Linked DNA regions of Mus musculus: region 1 is linked to region 2. A link is a contact called in ENCODE Hi-C data. All regions are on one chromosome and are shown on one strand. Each heading gives the region's core, a stretch centred on a gene start or an enhancer-like site at or near the end of the contact. The rest is flanking DNA. Distances are from core to core; before and after follow the strand shown.

Region 1 (5,568 bases), core at 425-2,924, 1.4 Mb after region 2:
TCAATTTAAGAGCAGATAAAGAGCCGCAGTGTTCAGAGTATTAAGACAACCCCCTCCCCCTCTCTCTCAGCACTTCTTTTTGGGGGGTTTCTCTGACCTATCAACAGTATCTGATTGGTCATAATGCAAACCACCACCATTTTTTTAAAATGTCATAGGACATCACAGGTTCGTTTCTCCCAGATATTGGCAAGTAAGTCACGATACAAGAACTCGGAGACACGAGTGATCCCTTTAAATAGCTGCCTCCGGCAGAAGCAATTACCAATAGAGAGAATTGTGGAGACAGGAGATGCTAACCGATCAGGATGCTACCCAATCACAAGAGGGTGGCAAATCCCTACAATAAATCCTTTCATAGGGGTCTTAAGGAAGTTTCAAAAATATACAAGACAGGTCTAGGCACTTAAGAAGAGAGCAACTCCATTTTTCTAGAAAGTTCACATGGCCTGAAACGTCAAATCACCACAAAGATCTGTAGATGTGTGCATGCAAGAAGGCATAGGAGAAAGGGGTCACTGACTTATCTTATGGAAACCCAAAGCCCTCCTAATCATAGATATAGCTTCCTTAGGTCTAGCACATCTCACACTGTCTTCCTAGAGCTAAGCCAATTTATGGTCAGAAAAGCCATTACAATCGTAGTTACATTGTAACAGTAGAGGGATGGCTCTCACTGACCTCAAAATGTACATGACATATTTGACAGCTCAGCGAGGGTGAGAATAATTTGCATCAGCACATTTTCCCAAAAGGGGGAAATTGGGGGCACTCAGTGGTTAAGAGCACTGACTATTCCCTGGGTTCAGTTCTCAGCACCTTTAAGGCAAGGCTCTCAAACCCTCGGTAACTCCTAGCCCCTGAACGTCCTATTCAGGCCTCCCAGGCACACTCAGCATACAGGTCTATACAGGCATGCAAAACACTCATACATACGCCAAAAAAAAATTTAAAAGTGTGTGAGTGGAGCGTCTGGGTTCCTTAACGGAAGCCAAGACAAGAATGAAATTTTAGCTTTTTAAAACAATTAATAATAACAACAATAGTAATAGCTTTACAGACTATAAACTCTCAGAGGGTCGGTGCCCTGCCTGGGTTAGAAGAGAAGGTCTCCATGCTGCGTCCAGCAGAAGTCTGGAATCGGCTGCCATTTTTCAGCAGCCTGGAAAACGTAAAAATAAAAATATTTTTAAGTAAAACAACAAAAAAAATTAATAATAAAGTCAAAGGCAATTAACTCTGGAGAGTTCAAACCTTAACAAGCATTTCCTGACTGCCTTCCACGTGGCTGACAACCAACTACAGCGTCCTGTTGTCAGGGACGTGATACACAAATGCTTATGGTGGATGCCGACTATTTGGAGGAGCTGGGTTTCACGAGGAGGGCACTGCGCACCGTCTAGTTGCGGGAGAGCACGGGGTAGGGGGGCGGAGAGGGCGAGCTCAGGGGAGGGCACTGCAAGCGCAGGCCAACCCCACCCCCCAGTCCCCTCCTACTCCTGTCCAGGGCCACAAGACACCGGGTCCCCGACTCCCCGCAGTGGCCGCAGGGTGAGAGGCAGGGTATTCACCTGAACAGCTCAACATCTCCCACTCGTTGGGCCCGCAGAAGATCGCGGCCAGCGCCGAGAGCTCCTGCCGCACCTCCTCCACCATATCCGTGCGACCAGAACCCAAAGCCACTTCCGCCGCCTCCCGGAGCAAAGCTCCCCTACGGTCACTGGGGGGCGCCCCGGCCTCACAGCCAGGTCGGCTGCGGATGGCGCCGGGCGGGGGGCGGGGAGATGGGCGTGTTTATGGGCGTGGCATGTGTCCGCCCAGAACCTTCTGAGTTTTGGCCTCTGTGGTTTTCTGGATCAGAGAGAGACCTGTAAAGCCCCAAAGTCCCCTACAAGAACAACCAGGCTGTGAACCCACCGTGCTTCACCAGGCTAGGAGGAAATGGAGAGAGTAAAAAAAACCTAAACAAACAAGAAAAGCCAAACAAGGCGAACGAGCCCTTGTCAGGCTTTTGAACTTTGTGTCCTGAGATCCCACAGTGAGCAAAACACAAATTCCATGTCCTCATGAGGGTCAGTGACCCTCGTGGTCAGGATATTTCAGAAAAGAGAACGATAATGACCTCCAGGATACTGACCTGGTTGGTCACTAGCCTCGGGATTACACACAAGGTCTAGATTCCAGGGCCTCTTTCCAGTCCAAGATGAAGAAGAGGGAAGACTGAGATGAGACTCCTTAGAGATGGGGTCCAAAGCCAAAAACTAGCTTTACAGTGATTTGATTTGAGTTGATTTGATTTGGTTCGGTTTGGTTCGGTTCAGGTGATATTCGATGCATATAACATAATGTGTCTATTACCTCTCTGATCCCTGAAGCTTAATGGTGAAATCACCATCTTTGAATCTTGACCTAAATTTCAAAACACTCGCAGTAACAATAGGATAACAGAATGAGTGATGCATCTGTTTCAACCTCGACTTTAGTAAGCAAAATTAATTTGTGGTAAGTAGTTCTGTCTAGGTGCATTTGACTCCCCCCGCCCCCAAAATAAAAATTTTTAATTCTGCAGCTCCCAAGAGTCCTTTGGCTCACTCGGGGAGGTCTCATGCCACTGGTTTGTATCAGAAATAACATTCTGTGAGTTCATCAAAGAATTTAAGTAGGTCTTCAGTGACTCCTTTCACTGACTTCTACAAGTCAGAATAATTTTAACTGGGCCACGTTACTATCCCAATCATCATTTCTATTGCTAAAAGGGCAATTTGAAAAAAGGAAGAGAAATTGGCTTCCAAGAAGAGAAAGGAAATCTGATGAGATAGACAAGAAAAGCTTTTCCAGGGATGCCCTGAGATTTCAGTGACCCCAGGCAATTAGGAACCGTGCTGTGCAAATAATTAGAAAGATAAAGGTTTATTTAAACACATGATTATCTATAATGTAACCAATTTGTATTAGAAGAAAGAAAAAAAAAATAGTTCCTTTGAGTTATTTCCAAAATAGCAGTTCAAGCAAGTTCAGTGGGTTCATAATTAACTGTTAGAGAGATTTGGGGAAAAGATTACACTTTTTGATTTACAGCACCACTCTGTTATTCAATTTTCAGTTTAAAGTCCAATGTTACTGCTAAAAGTAATGGAAAATATTAATTTGATTATTTGTCATATTTGTTAAATGGTCCACACAATAATTGAATAGCCCTCATCCTGTTTTAATTTTTCAAATTCAATGTGTGATATGAACGAAATAACACGAACAGCGTGATTTCATTGTCAGCAGGATTAGGAGGCGATCACCGGAGCCTACTGTCAGTAAGGGGTCCATGGGAATTGATGTAAAAGTACAGCCATCTATTATCATACTTAAAATTTTCTGGTCAGTGGGTTTCTTCTTTGCTTTCCTTTCTCCGTTGATTCCTTAACCTGCTTTTCATACTTCATTTAGCATGCTTAAATAAAAAGTTCATGTGAATTGTCTTCTAAATTGACACTACCCGGAGACACTGAAATCCCTCGAATACATTTCTTGCACTCTGACATTTAGAAGTAATCATCACAGAGGCAGCGTGATGTCTGCTTGGCATTTCTCACACAACGGAAATAGCAGGTACCTGGCAGATCTCTGAAGCTACGGCACCATAATCATTTTTCTTGTAATAAGATTTCTTCTAGTCAGCGGCTACTGAAATTCTAGATATTTAAATGTGAAGTGGATGTGAACAGTGAGAGTATATTATCCACCTCTATCCCCACCTCCCACAAATACGCACACCAGTGTGTGATTTGCTAAAACAGTGCTACCTCTCCATGCATTTCTCCTAAAGCGCAGTGTACCCAAGACTGGAATAGGAGGGGACTCGTACCCTCTCACCCCCAGTTAAAACCACTAACCCAGGAAGTCAGTGTGGACAGGTAGTTCTTTTAATTTTCCCAGAACAGCTCTACTGACTGTCAAAACCCACTTTCACGAGCAAACAGGACCCAACTTGAAGCCAATTGGGAAAGGTGAAACGTTACTTATCCTGAGAAAAAGCTGAGTGGGCTTAATAAGAAAAATTATGATCTGAGAACATTAAAAATTACTCCCAAAAATGTCTCAGTGGTGGAGTACCTGCCTGGGCTGCTCAAGGTTGCGCTCCAGCCCTTAAAATAATGAAGAAGACACTAAAAGCCAGTTTCCTACACAGAGCTAACTGGGAAAAGCCATGCTGTGTGTGTCTAAAGCGTTCCTGTGCTTGCTCAGGTCTCTACACGTTCTCAGACTCTGTGACAGTTCTTGAGACAGAGATGAAGCAAGAACACACTCCGACCTTCGATCTAGATAAGGAAATACAATCTGCTGTAGTCGAAAACTGTCTCGCCATGTTGTAGGCACAAGAAATGCCACATGTGGTTAACCAAAGTGAAGTTCAAGGTCCTGACATGGTTGGACAGTGGGGATGGTGCCATGCTTTTGCCCAAAACTTGCCCGGAGGAAAAATAATTTTGTAATGTTCAGGAATGTCACAGGCTTCCAAAAGGGTACAAATGGGTGCTATTAATTGATCATAAGTCTTTCTGTTCTGTTACAGAGTCAAAGTTGCAAAATTATCTTTCACCATGATGTCAAAATAGAAACAACTCAATTGCATGAGAATTTGGCCCGGATTTCTGTTTTGGGTCAAGATATGCCAGCACCTCGTCCAGATAATCTATCTGTCTTTGCTCTAGCATATCCATTGCAATCTGCCTGTGCTTGGCTCCTAAATACAAATGCTATCAAAACAGTCCTAGCTTGCTGTGTGGGAAGCTGTCCCCGGGGCAATGTCCACTGACAGTTCAATGCTTATCAATGTTATCCAAACAACTCATCCTTATCATTAGAGTTTTAAGGTCTGTCTAATTAAAATAATACCCAATGATTAATTCTGGTTGCTGCAGCAAATATATTCCTTTTAGTCCTTATATTTTTCTCACAGTCTATGACTAGGAGAGCCAGTTTTTATTATCTGGAGGAGCTATAAATGTGCAAATATGACTGTTTTGGAAAGACAGTGGTTGAAATGGAGGGAGATAAAGGGAGGCCCCAGAGCAGAGTAGCAAAAGTGGGGCCTGGGGTTCTTAAAGGCAAACAAGCAGAAACACTGTAGAAGGGTGAAAGACATTATGAAGGAAAAGGGAAAGAGTAGAGAATGGGAAGTGGTGAGGAAAAAAACCCACAAGGTAGAGAAGAAATTTTAAAAATGACATAAACAGTGACATATCAATGACATAAGCAGTGACAGTCTGAAATTGTACTCAGTCATAGTTTGGGAGCCAGGAGAGGTGGCTGTGTAATGAACAAGTAAGAGACCATAGCTAATGCTCTCTCCTGTGAGGTTTATGTTTTCTGTATTCAAAGTTGATTTCTGAATGTGCTCAATAGATCATTTCTTCTGGGCATATTAGTTTTGAAAGATGACTGATTTAAGAGGACAAGCAGTAAGAAAAGCAGAGGGGAAAAGAAGAAAGCACAGCGCAGGAGGCTCAGGAAGAGGGGGAAGGATGCTAACTCTGAGGTTAAGAGATTCTAACCTCAGGTGCTTACTGGATT
Region 2 (5,990 bases), core at 2,202-4,701:
GTGTGTGTGTGTGTGTGTGTGTGTGTGTGTAAATGAGACATTGCATACTTTAAATACGAGTAAGTGTGTGTAAGTGTGTGTGTGTGTGTGTGTGTGTGTGTGTGTAAATGAGACATTGCATACTTTAAATACAGGCAGTTTATGTCATACCAAAATAAAAATTTGAAAAGGTCAGGATTCTACAAAAAATAAGAAATGCATGATAATGTGCAAATCAGTAATTTTTAAAAATGAAAAACTTAACACATCTACACCTAAGCAACTGAACTGTGAATGAAGGAGAAATGGATACTACAGTTTCAATTATTTTAAAAACGCACATAGATTACTTTCTTTACAACTATTTACTTGTAAGAAAGTTTAAGTGCCGTACAAACTGCTGCAAACAATATAAGAATTTAACCAATATAGTAGAAAATGATAAAAAATGAACTTTAACTTTACAAAATTTTATATTAAACATTTTAGAATGGGTAGTGAATATTTTTATACAATTTTCAAGTAACAGACCACAGAGCTATTACTTAACTCATTTTTATAACTTATCCTCTAGTAAAAGACCACAGAGCTATCAGTTAACCCATTTTGACAAAGTACCTTGTAATCATTTATTCTTTTATATAATTCACAGAAGAAATCTATTTGGATAATAACTACAATATCAAGACATTTTGTACTCTTGACCTATTCCTGACTTCAAAGCTCTTAATATCTCAACTTGAAAAACATGACTGTCAATGAAACTAAATGTTCTACACGATATTAAAGCATGGGCCTCTAGATCATTATCATAGAAAACACAGTAACATCTCCTAACCTATTCTGAAGATTAAACCATCATAAACATAATTTTTTAAAGTCCAAGAAAAATACTGAAGGTCAACTTCACTAAACCAGGTACACTTACAGTTCTCCTAAGGGTATTTATATGCATGGGGTTTTATATTTATACTTATAATTAAGGTTGAGGGACAGGAGAAATCCTATTACAGGCTTGGGCATAAGTTAAAAGACAAAGAATCTGTCCTAACAAGGTGGAAAGGCTTGCAACCAACCAATCTGTAATGCACCAAGACACTAAAAGGTCTGTCTATGCCTTCAAGGAAGTGCCAGATGGTAGGCATGGAGTCAATTGTAAGGGCTGAGCAGTTTTTCTACCCAAGAAGTGAGGGAAAAACCTACACACACAAGAAAGCTCTTCAACAACTCAAGCTGGAAGGACTTAAAGCAACTGTGTCCTTCTTCCATGTCAGGACAACTGATTACCAGTGTGATTCATGCCTAGCACACACATTTCACTTTAATCAGAGTCAACTGTTTTAAACTAACACTTTACACTACTTAAAGAGGTTAAAAAAAAATCTGCTTATTATCAAGTAATTAACATACCATGGTCATTATCAATATCCAACTGTACAGTTGTTTATAGACTCTGACTTTACAAATTAAAGGAAATATTTTAAGCTTGGCTTTTGTTGTCAAGGCTAACTGAAATTTTCCACTCTTTACAATGGTACCATATCCAACATCCCCAGTTTCCACGTTACTTTCAAACATAATCTCCTACCTTCACACCAACAGCAACCTCAGTGACAATTCTGTAAAGGAAAAAATAAAAGTGTCAACCTCTTACTCTTCTAATGATCAATGCTTAACTTTAAAACTTTTAAGATCTTTTATAAATTACCCAGGCCCTGGCAATACACAGATGCTCAGTGATAATTTTTTTTAACTATTATTTACCTGGAGGTTTTTTGTTTTTGTTTTTTGTTTTTTTTTTTTTTTAGAAATAATTTTGAACCATTCGACGTTTCAGTCAGTTTATGATCATTTTTAAGAACCTTTAACAGCAAGATGAAAATGCAGAAACACTATACTATTCCTAACGTGCTTATATACTGACATCAGCAACGTTGAGTGAGTTCTTTGGTAACCTAAACAAAATCTGGAAATTGGAAAACTGTCTGGGGATAATTCACATGTCTAAAGCTACATTTCCTGTGGTAAATAATATCCCATTAAGGTAATTTGTGGCAATGATGTTTAAAGCCTTTTTATTATCTCTTCTAAAACACCAGATAACTAACTCTAGACTGATAACCTATTGAATAAACTCGGATTTTACTTTCTTAGACTCGTCAAATCCAGACCCTCAATTTTAATAAAGGTTCATGTTCACTGGGTCTCTTTTCGTGCCCCTTCCTCTCTGTGGGCTGTGAACTGTGGCCCCCTTCTCTGAACAATGAGTTGAACTGGGTCGTTCGGGATGTGGAGTTAACAAGGGCGCGACATTGGTGAGCCTCCTCTTTTCTTCTCACAGCTCTCTCATCTCACTCAGCATCCTCCGGTCTTCACGCCCAGCCTCTCCAAAGATGCAACACGACTCTGATCCATGTTCCATATTTGCTTGGGGGGCTGGTGTGGGGGGGGGGGTGTTTGTTTTTATTTTTGTATTTTTTTTTCCTCCAGAAACTAATCAAAGTAGGGGGCGGGGGAAGGCCAACCCTGTGTGGATTATCTGTTGTCTGCCTTGCGTGGCTTGTGGCCTTTGCCCATGTGACTGATGCTGCCTCTCCAACACTTCATGGGGGTTTGGTTTTGTTTATGGCTTAATTTCTGGGCCCTGTGGGCCGAGCCCCGAATTCTTGTTGTTGTCGTTGTGGTGGTGGTAAAGGCATTCCGATGGCCTCCCGCCCCCGCTCCCAGACTCGGATGAAAACAAAGGAGTGTGACATGTGCCCTCCTCCCTCCCGCCGCCACGCGCCCTCCCCTTCCCCGCAGCTCCCACTCGGCGCTCCGGCCGCGGCGTTTCGGGCGAGGCCGGGGATGGCGGGCCTCGCTCAGGCTTCGCGCTCCGCACAGGCCTCCGCGGCTTGGCCCGCTCGCGCCCGCGCCGCCGCCGCCGCCGCCGCCGCCACCCCAGGGTTCGGGTCTCCCCGCGGCGTCGACATGGCTCCCGAGGGGGCAGGGCCGCCCCGGGCTTCCCGCCCCATCCCCCGCAGTCGGGCCGCCCCGCGTCCCCACAGCAGCCCCGAGGCCTCCCCGGCCTCCCAGCCGCGGCTGCGGTTCGAGCCGGTAGCCGGAGCGGCCGAGGGAAGCCCGGGGAGGGGTGTGTGTGATGGGGCGGGGGTTGGGTAACGGCGGCGCGGCCTGGGAGGGGCCGCCCGAGCCCCGCTTCCCGGGACCCGACCCGACCCGGATCCCGGCCGCCGCCTCGCCGGCCTCCTCTCCCTCGCCCATCTCCTCACGGGCTCCCGGTACCTACCCGTCCATTGCCGAACCGGACAAAGCTTCGCTCCCAAGAACCGAGCCACGCAGCCAGCGAGCCACACAAGCGGCGAGAAAATGGCGGCCAGGGCCCGACGGAAATTGCCGAAGGTGCCGGAGCGCACGGGGCAGCGCGCGGCGGCGGAAAGAGCCGAGCGCGCGGGCGCCCGGCGGCGGCGGGAGACGAGCGGCGGGGCACAGGGACCGGGGGAGTGGGCGCCTCCGCCGTTGGCTGCCTCCGCCCGCTTGCCCGCCCGCCCGCCCGCGCGCGCACTGCCTCCCGCCCTCGGAGACGAGCCCGCTGCAGTGGCTGGCTGACCTGGGTTCTTTCTCTTCCGTGGGCGGTGTGAGTGGGACAGCCTGCAGCCTGCACCGTGTGTGCCTCAGGCTAGCCCGGACTGCAACCCTGCTGCTCTCAGGCTGCTTCCACTCTTCCTTCCAACCTCAAGCTGCATTATTACCACAAAGGACCAATCCCAGGCCCGGCCCGGGCACCCTTCGCCCTCTCAGCTCTAGAGAAAAAGACTTTATAGCTGCATCCTAGACCTCGTTTACAAATTCTTCATCCTCAAAGAGCTTACCCCCCTGGTCAAGATCCATTGCTTAGGAAAATATAACAACATCTCCTAATTAAGGACTGCTCACCAGCTTAGTGTTTGCTTACAAACCTGGAATCAATCAGGCCAAGAGGAAGAAAAGGTGATTCTCATGTGGGTTGGTAATTTTTGTGCATCTGTTAGGAAAAACATATATTCCAAGATCCCTACATGGGAATGGCCACACGCTGAGCGAGCGAGGTGGCAGAAAGCGTTCCTGTATTCCAACATTTGGGGATATGGAAAGAGGAGGCCAATTGAGTTAGCATTAGTTACAGGGGATGAAAATGTTAAAACGGCCTAGACAAAAATCACTTTTCCATAGAACTAAAGGTCTTAATATCATAGAACATGTTTTCCGTTCTTCTTTAATGTATTTGTATCATAGCCCCAGCAACATTTGGTTTCGGAAAATGTTCCCGGCATGCCACTAATGCCAGCACCACCCTTTGCTCTTCCCTACCTCCTCCAGCACTTACCAACTGTGTCTGTCCAGGTGTCCTCCATACCTCCTCCAGATCTGCCGCGTCCCCTTCAAGAAGCCTCTTGCCCTTACCACCTGGAATTTCACCTCACTAAATGGGAGATTGTATATTATTTTTAAAAGATAAGTCAGAACCTGGCCCCAGCTACTCCAGAGGATGAAGAAACTTAGTGAGACCTTGTTTCAAAGGCAATCAACAACAACCACACACATATGTGCACTGTTGTTGCTCTAAGAACGTTTCCAAGCCACCACCTGGTCAAATAGTCTTGATTTGCCTTAGGGATTGTCGATTCTTTTTAAAAATCTAATTTCCGGCAACACCTCCCTTCTATCTATACTTTTGACTTATGATACGTAAAGGCCCCATTATCATTTCCATTAATAATAGTTTTTCATGGGTTGTGGTTTTGTTCACATAGTTTCAACTCAACAATTAAATCTGTATGCTCCCAGAGGGAGGGAGGGAGGGAGGGGATCCAGGATGCATTCTCCATCTTCTTCGCACTGGCACAATCAACACTGATAATTGGTTCTCGTTTTATCTCAGGGAAGACAATCTGGGTCAAGAAGAGCAGAACTTCTGTCAAGTGTCAGATGTTCACTAAACTACAACCTTTTGTTGGTCTTCTAATAAAGTATAAGGGCAAACCACAGCACAGTCAATATGCTGGCTTATTTAAGTCAACACTTCGGTAGGAAATATGTGAGGTAGTTCGCAAGGCAAGACACATAAAGCACTAGATTTTAAAATGTAGTAAAGAAATAAGGGTTTAAAGTTGGGAATGATGCTGATGTATCAGCACACAGCAATAGGCTCCTCTGGACATCTACCTGAGGTTTCTGTTTCAAGCCATTTGTTCAGTGGTAAACCGTGGCTGGGAAATATTAAGTGTAAAATCTAGACATGATTTATAGTTTAAAATTCTGCACCATTCTGAGGTAAAGCATAATGAAATCGCCTCCATCTCACTCTCCAGTCAGGACATGGGTCACCTCTATGTTCAGTGTATCAAGGCTAAACACGCTATCTTCCAGCTAGCTTATTCAATGAACAGGTGTCTTCGATCAGCTTAACTATCATGTTATCTCAAGGTTTGTATGTGCAGGAAGGAGTTCCTTAGTTACCTCAACTCCCAAAGCACGAGAGTAGTGCTCCTGGCAATCCGTATGCCAAGAAAGTGTCATATGTCAAGAAATCGTAAAATGCTTCCCTGGAGGTGAACAAGCAACCAAGTATTTCAAGACAGGAAACATATTCCCATGTCTTTCCTGAGTATGTTTTGTGCAGTTACTCTGTTTTTAGTATTGTTAATCTCTGGCTATGTCTAATATACGAATAGTGTGAGGTTAGCTTATCATACATTGTTTTGGGAAGATGGGCGTACAGAATGAAATAACAGATACAGAGGCTGCTAGCACCTGCAGTTGTAGGCATCTGGTAGCAGGACAAGACTGTAATCCCTGTGTGCTATATACCACAAAAACATATCCATGAAAGCCTGGCTTCGCGTTTGAGATGTTCCATTTGTTAGCTACGTGACACTGGACATGGTCAGCATAACCCAAGGATGAAGTTCATGAAAATGAGATTAAGAGTGACGTCATCATCCAAATTGGTGTCCAGTTGACAGCCTGGCCGC

What was found. Hi-C counts contacts between places; a loop is a spot of excess contacts on that map.
Region 1: a loop to region 2 is called in a map of regulatory T cell, with 4 times the contacts of the local background. The contact joins the promoter of Rwdd3 here to the promoter of Ptbp2 in region 2. A Hi-C loop is called at or near these places in 2 of 37 maps with a recorded cell type or tissue (T-helper 17 cell and regulatory T cell).

The regions. Positions count from the first base shown.
Region 1 is chr3:121,170,021-121,175,588 of GRCm38, forward strand. Rwdd3 (RWD domain containing 3) reads right to left here and starts at 1,675. Exons shown (of 5, transcript NM_028456.3): 1 at 1,572-1,675. The coding sequence starts at 1,656.
Region 2 is chr3:119,779,937-119,785,926 of GRCm38, forward strand. Ptbp2 (polypyrimidine tract binding protein 2) reads right to left here and starts at 3,452. Exons shown (of 14, transcript NM_001310711.1): 1 at 3,266-3,452; 2 at 1,568-1,598. The coding sequence starts at 3,273.